Regions from separate parts of the Homo sapiens genome. Here region 1 is linked to region 2. The links are chromatin contacts, found by Hi-C or POLR2A ChIA-PET in ENCODE. All regions are on one chromosome and are shown on one strand. Each heading gives the region's core, a stretch centred on a gene start or an enhancer-like site at or near the end of the contact. The rest is flanking DNA. Distances are from core to core; before and after follow the strand shown. Region 1 has its middle 30 kb from the start of NFKBIA. Region 2 has its middle 40 kb from the start of PSMA6.

Region 1 (3,706 bases), core at 515-3,014, 42 kb before region 2:
TCCAGTCATTGGGAAAAGTAATGCCAGGGAGCTCTTAAGAACAGTGCTGGTGACTCCCAGCCCAGAGAGGGACTGCCTGGATAGGAGAGGTTCTGGGGCTAGCGGAAGGCCAGTGCAGCTTGCAGGAGAAGCAACCTATATGTTCTTTTTATTGAAAAGTGTCTCTCCATAAGGAAGGAGCTCCACCATCGAACAGAATGAATGTGTGTGTGTGTGTGTGTGTGTGTGTGTGCGCGCGCGTGTGACTCTATCCTCGGGAAAGCCCCCAGTCCTGAGCCTGGTGGTTGAGACAGGACTGGGCTCTGCCTCCAGGCTCACAGGGCCTTTTTGGGACCCAGTGACAAGTCTTGAACTCTCAGCTCTTCAAGTCAGCTTCAGACCAAACCATGCTGGGCTTGCCCTCAGCAAGTGGGTGACACGATATGACATGCAGTGCTGGATGTTCTGCAGTTAGTTGAGCTCTCGCTGGCTGAAATATACCATATGTGAGCTGTGCGTGAAATTAGGAAAATTACAGCATTGGTAAGGAAGGCATGACATCTGGGAAAGTACCTTTTTTTTTTTTTTTTTTTTGAGATGAAGTGTTGCTCTTTGTTCCCCAGGCTGGAGTGCAATGACATGATCTCCACTCAGTGCAACCTCTGCCTTCCAGGTTCAAGTGATTCTCCTGCCTCAGCCTCCTGAGTAGCTGGGATTACAGGCATGTGCTACCATGCCCAGCTAATTTTTGCATTTTTAATAGAGATGGGGTTTCACCATGTTGGCCAGACTGGTCTCGAATTCCTGACCTCACATGATCCACCTGCCTTGGCCTCTCAAAGTGCTGGGATTACAGGTGTGAGCCACCTCACCCGGCCTGGAAAGTACTTTAAAAAAAAAAAAAAAAACTTGGCCAGGTGTAGTGGCTCACACCTGTAATCCCAGCACATTGGGATGCCGAGGCGGGCAGATCACGAGGTCAAGAGTTCGAGACCAGCCTGGCCAACATGGTGAAACTCCAGCTCTACTAAAAATACAAAAATTAGCTGGGCATGGTGGCGTGCACCTGTAGTCCCAGCTACTTGGGAGGCTGAGGCAAGAGAATCGCTTGAACCCGGGAGGCAGAGGTTGCAGTGAGCCAGGATTGTGCCACTGCCCTCCAGCCTGGCGAGAGAGCAAGACTCCGCCTCAAAAACAAACAAACAAACAAACAAAAAAACCCTTAGGTAATTTGGCAAAACAAGCTACTATAAAGACATTCCATCCTTTCAATTTCTTGACTATAGTGTTCATATACATTTTATATACATTTATAAGCTCAAATGAATATTAATAATATCAATATTAAATTAATAATGAATATTAATAAAAAACTAGGATGCCATTGATCATGCTGTGTGCGAAAGTTTGGCTGGGATTTTATGACCTATTTAGAGGCAAATTTTCTGTTAGCACTATTGTGTCTGGTTCATGAGATGAACTAATAGTTATTTCCTGGTGTTTCAGGTAGCCCTGGCTACCTGGCCCCAGCTAGTCTGCCATCCTCTCGCAGAAGCACATCATGTAATTCAGCCATTCCAGACCCAATCACTTCTGAAAAAGTGGGAGCACTGTTTCTGCCAACCCAGAGTCTTTTGTAACTGAGCCCGGGTCTCCTGCAGAGAGAGTTACGCAGGGAGATCTTGGTTCGATCTGACTCTTTAAAGGGAAGAACACTGTGTTTGCGACACTTCTGGTCCTCCTTGTGAAATGAAGTGCTGAGTCACCTCTATGAGGAATTCCTGTAATGAGCTTCCTAGATTTCCCAAGCCTCCTTTTATATTCATTTTTCCTTGATTAAGAAATGAGTGCAGGCCGGGTGTGTTGGCTCATGCCTGTAATCCTAGCACTTCGGGAGGCCAAGGAGGGAGGATCACTTGAGCTCAAGTGTTCGAAACCAGCCTGGGTCACATGGTGAAACCCCATCTCTACAAAAAATACAAAAGAATTAAAAGAATTAGCTGGGTGTGGTGGTACATGACTGTAGTCCCAGCTACTTGGGAGGCTGATGCAGGAGAATTGCTTGAACCTGGGAGATAGAGGCTGCAGTGAGCTGAGATTGTGCCACCGCACTCCAGCCTGGGTGACAGAGCGAGACCCTGTCTCAAAAAAAAAAAAAAAATGGTAGCCTAGTCAATATCACAGAAGGTAGGGAGACATAGGTGTTAACAGCTGGGACTCCTTCAGGTGCAGCACAGGGGGCTTTGAAACAGAACCTGTCTCTTTCTCTCTCTCTCTCTTTTTTTTTTTTTTTCTTGAGACGGAGTTTCACTCTTGTTGCCCAGGCTGGAGTGCAGTGGCACGATCTCAGCTCACTGCAACCTACACCTCCCAGGTTCAAGCAATTCTCCTGCCTCAGCCTCCTGAGTAGCTGGGATCACAGGCACGTGCCATCACGCCCGGCTAATTTTTGTATTTTTAGTAGAAATGGGGTTTCACCGTATTGGCCAGGCTGGTCTCGAACTCCTGGTCTCAGGTGATCCACCTGCCTCAGCTTCCCAAAGTGCTGGGATTATAGGCGTGAGCCACCGCGCCTGTCCTCTATCTCTTTCTTTTTTCTTTTTTTTTTTTTGAGACAGAGTCTCACTCTGTCACCCAGGCTGGAGTGCAATGGCACAATCTCTGCTCACTGCAACCTCCGCCTTCCGGGTTCAAGCGATTCTCCTGCCTCAGCCTCCTGAGTAGCTGGGATTACAGGCGCACACCACCACGCCTGGCTAATTTTTGTAATTTTGGTAGAGCCGGAGTTTCACCATGTTGGTCAGGCTGGTCTCGAACTCCTGACCTCGTGATCCACCCACCTCGTGATCTGCCTGCCTCAGCCTCCCAAAGTGCTAGGATTACAGACATGAGTCACCGCGCCTGGCCTCTCTCCCTCCCTCCCTTTTCTTTTCTTTTCTTTTCTTTTCTTTCTCTTTCTTTCTTTCTTTCTCTTTCTTTCTTTCTTCCTTCCTTCCTTTCTTTCTTTTTCTTTCTCTTTCTCTCTTTCTCTTTCTTTTTTCTTCTTTTTCTTTTTTTTTTTTTTTAGATATGAGGTCTACACTATGTTGCCCAGGCTGGTCTTGAACTCTTGGGCTCAAGCAATCCTCCTGCCTGTGCCTCCCAAAATTCTGGGATTACAGGCATGAGCCACCACACCTGGTCCAGAACCTGCCCTTTCTATTTGCTAAAGGCTCCATTCATAGACGCAGGAAAGACTGCTGGCCAGGACCCTTCCCTGGGAAAAGAGGGGCCAGCTGCATACACAGTGTTGACTTTCTGCCCAAATGGTCTGCTTCAAAAGTCCACTTTGTCTCAATGGGAACTTTTAGTTCTGACTGCTCAGTGCCCCAGGCCTCTGATATCCTGATGAGGGGAAGGCACTAGTTACTACTGTTTCTGGCTTGCTAGTCCTGCACCTTGGCTTGCCTTCCAGCCTCATTGTTTTTGTTTTGTTTGAGACAGGGTCACACGCCATCTCCCAGGCTGGAGTGCAGTGGTGCAATCATGTCTCACTGTGGCAGCCTCAACCTTGCAGGCTCAAGCAATTATCCTATCTCAGCCTCCTGAGTAGCTGGGACTACAGGTGCATGCCACCACACCTGGCATTGTAGACACAGGGTCCCACTATGTTGCCCAGGCTGGTCTAGAACTCCTTGGCTCAAGCAATCCTCCTGCCTTTGCCTCCCAAAGTGCTGGGATTACAGGT
Region 2 (3,599 bases), core at 687-3,186:
CAGGGACCCCCATAGGGAAAAGCTGCCGCCTATGGGTGTCACGAGGAAATGAGCGCCCAGGAAGAACATGGTCACCCTGAAAGAAGTAGGACGTTGTCTCCCTGGCTGAACCACAAGCCTTGCGCGGGTGACGCAGGGCCTCACCTGCTCTGCCCTGGCTGAAGAGAGACATTTGTAAACTTCAGGCTGGCTTCTGCCTGCCTGACCACACTGCTTGGGTGACAATGTTCGCAGGAAATCACATTTTGGTAGTGACTGGTCAGGATGCTGGGGAAACTTAACAGCACTAGAGAGCCGTTCTGGAAGGGCGCTGCCATACTCTGCTGCCACAGCGTAGCTGGTGTCTTCTCTGCACTTTAAATGCATTGTGTCATTTTTTCCTCATAGCACTTCTTTGAGATGGATCCTGTGGTTTATACCCCTTTTTTTCAGAAGAGAAAAACTGAGGCTGTAAATAACTCAGCTGTGGACTGAGAATTCAGTCAGGCTCTGACTGTGGGGAAGCTGGAAGTCCCAGCACTTGATTCTGGCGGCTGGAAGCCTGGGGCTGCGAGTGCCCCTTTCCGCACCCCTGTAGTCAGGGCTCTTGTCTCCTGGCTTTGGTGCTAGGATGCAGCCACCTGGAGCTGTTGGCTACGACCTGTTCAGCAGGGTCCTCCGACCCGCAGTGTTGCTGGATTGTCTGGTGTGTCAGTGTCTGGACAGGGCCTCATACGACTATTTATCTCCCTCCCAGGAGCCCCTCCCTTCAAGGTAGGCCTGGAACTAGGGTTTTTCAGAAATGAGAAATCAGCTGTGAGCACCTGCAGCCCCTCCTGCTTTAGAAGAAACAGCATAATACCCTGTTTTACAATGACCTTTTGTTTTTTTAAGTACACTTCACAGAGAAAGAAAAAGAAAAAGAAAAACCCAGAAGGGATCTCCACGTAGTCTTTGGCAGGAAAGGGGCCTCTTACAGTATTGTTGGTAGCTTTGAATCATTAGAGGCATCTGCTCACGACCTGCTGCAGGGCCCTGGGCGTGGCACTCACAGAGTCCCTCCCAGGAAGGAGGCCTGGAAGCTGGTTTTTCACAAGAAATGTCTTCATGCCCAGTCTGCTTCTGTAAAGGCCTGGACTGCCACCCTGCTGGATGCAGACAGGATGCAAAGTGGCCACAGATATCTCAGTGGCAGCTCAATAACTTGGAGGAGATACTCTGCAAGGGCCTAAATTCTTAGCCCCTGGGGAGACTTAGTCCGTCTTGGTCATCACCCTGTGCCCCGGAGCAGGGTCTGACTTACAGGAGGGGCTCAAAAATATTCGTTGATCAATAAGAAGTATTAAGAAAATGTCTCCTAAATTGACAGGAGATGGTGCAATAACATGGACCCTGTACAGCCTTCTTCCCTGGGTTCCCTCTTGAAGTACACTTTCTCAGGTGGCTGAGGACACAGAGGCACAGGGAAGCAGGTGGCCTTCCCAGGTCTCCCTGCAATGATGGGTCTCTACGGCCAATCCATTAGGATCGCTAGGCCGTTTTTTAGAGGAGGTGATTTTGCCCCCTGCCGTGTCCATCCACAACTTAGAGCTTGACCACTGTCACTTACAAAATGCCAGCACAGCCATCTTCACCGACAATTTTTTGCCCTCCCTCTTGATGAGGACTTGTATAAGTTCCTAGAAAAAGTGGCAGCCAGGCGCCTGGAGGCTGCCCAAGCAGCGTGGCCCCAGTTTTACCGAGCGGGGCAAACAGGTCTCTGAGGTAGTTATTAAGCAGACGGCTAGACGCGGCCAACATCCGCACTGCTGCTCACGGCCTCTATCCCTGGAAAACCCCAGCTAGGCCCGGCACTCTGGGGCTGTTCGCTGGGGCTCTCCCCAGATCATCCCTCTTCTGCCCAGGGAACAGGTCTTTCCTGTTCTTCTTCTGCTTCTCCTTTTCTTCCTCATTCCAGTCCTCAGTGGAGACTTAATCACCGTAGTGCACTCGGTGAAACCTAAACCACTGTGTTAACTCTGAGGTTTACAGGTCACCCCCCTGCAGTAAGGCCAGAGCCTGATTTCTGTGGAAAGCACACCCCTAATCCAAACGATCTTCTTGTGATAAAGGGGTGTCAGCAGCTTCACCAAAGTTTATGCCACTCCACTTGCCATTTGGGACAATGCATTTCCTTCGTCTAAATGCACATTTCCCTACATTCCCCTCGTATCTCTGGATGTGGGAGAGGCCTCTCAATGACAAGGGGCTGCAGCAGGGCCCGGTGGAGCTGCCACAAGCCCTGGAAAGGGGAGCCCCAGGCTGAGGTTGCTGCTAAGAGTTAATTACTGTTAGACATTTGCATTTGTTATCCCCTGGTCTGGCTGCTGGAGTCGAGGATGACGTCAGCAAAGGCACAGATGACATAAGCCTAAGGCACAAGGTCACCTTCTGAAAATGCATTTGACTCAGCACACCAGTAAGCTGCCCACTGACCAAGAGAGCAGCACAGGCGGATGAGCCCCAAATACACTTGACTGTGATCTTGTCACCTGCAGCCGCTGCCCACAGTGCTTCCCAAGCAGTAGCATACTCCAGGCCTGACTGGGCCACACTCTCGAAAGACTCATGCCCACAGCAGTGTCCTGCGAGACTTGGACTTGATAGACCAGGGCTGAGGGCCTAGAACTTTATAGCCTGGAACTCCTGGGCTCAAGCAATTCTCCCACCTCAGCCTCCCAATTAGCTGGGGTTACAGGCATGTGCCACCGGGCCCAGCTAATATTTTAATTTTTTTTTTTGAGACGGAGTCTCGCTCTGTTGCCCAGGCTGGAGGGCAGTGGCGTGATCTCGGCTCACCGCAACCTCCGTCTCCCGGATTCAAGCAATTCTCCTGCCTCAGTCTCCCAAGTAGCTGGGACTACAGACGTACACCACCATGGCTGGCTAATTTTTTTTTTTTTTTTTTTTGAGACAGAGTCTTGCTCTGTCACCAGGCTGGAGTGCAGTGGCACTGTCTCAGTTCACTGCAACCTTTGCCTCCTGGGTTTAAGTGATTCTCCTGCCTCAGCCTCCCAAGTAGCTGGGATTACAGGTGCGTGCCACCATGCATGGCTAATTTTTTGTATTTTAGTAGAGATGGGGTTTTACCATGTTGGCCAGGCTGGTCTTGATCTCCTGACCTCGTGATCCGTTCACCTTGGCCTTCCAAATTGCTGGGATTACAGGCGTGAGCCACTGCGTCTGTCCATTTTTTGTGTTTTTAGTAGAGACGGGGTTTCATTATGTTGGGCAGGCTGGTCTTGAACTCCTGACCTCATGATCCGCCCACCTCGGCCTCCCAGAGTGCTGGGATTACAGGCATGAACCACCTTGCCTGGCCAATATTTTAATTTTTTGTAGAAACAGGGTCTCCCTGTGTTGCCCACGCTAGTCTGGAGCTCCTGGGCTCAAGTGATCCTCCCGCCTCCGCCTCCCAAAGTGCTGGGATTACAGGCATGAGCCACCGCGCCCATCCAAACTGAGCAGATTGTGTGGAGAGTTCACCACCCCACATCAACTTTCCCTATTATCAGTATCTTGCTTTGGTGTGGCACATTTGTTACAATTCATGAACTAATACTGACACATTATTATTAAAG

Evidence for each region. Hi-C counts contacts between places; a loop is a spot of excess contacts on that map. ChIA-PET counts read pairs that join two places held with the same protein, here RNA polymerase II (POLR2A). Pooled maps may share reads with other maps.
Region 1: a map of PC-3 shows a loop between it and region 2 (1.9-fold over the local background). The contact joins two enhancer-like sites. A Hi-C loop is called at or near these places in 39 of 168 maps with a recorded cell type or tissue (CD14-positive monocyte, Calu3, HepG2 and 25 more), 2 of 37 single-sample maps with no recorded cell type and 41 of 50 pooled maps. POLR2A ChIA-PET finds 5 or more read pairs at or near these places in 29 of 52 experiments (A549, A673, AG04450 and 23 more).

What each region holds. Positions count from the first base shown.
Region 1 is chr14:35,372,554-35,376,259 of GRCh38, reverse strand. No RefSeq gene overlaps it. Among named protein-coding and RNA genes, the nearest start is that of NFKBIA, 30 kb to the left of the region's middle. Within about 2 kb of position 1,764, at least 15 of the 41 ENCODE cell types and tissues checked have a DNase peak (open chromatin) inside an H3K27ac peak, as active enhancers do; they include CD14-positive monocyte, HCT116, PC-3 and 3 more, where a contact is called at or near this core.
Region 2 is chr14:35,330,613-35,334,211 of GRCh38, reverse strand. No RefSeq gene overlaps it. Among named protein-coding and RNA genes, the nearest start is that of PSMA6, 40 kb to the right of the region's middle. RefSeq lists enhancers at 548-1,157, 1,168-2,089, 2,255-2,549. Within about 2 kb of position 1,936, at least 23 of the 41 ENCODE cell types and tissues checked have a DNase peak (open chromatin) inside an H3K27ac peak, as active enhancers do; they include CD14-positive monocyte, HCT116, PC-3 and 3 more, where a contact is called at or near this core.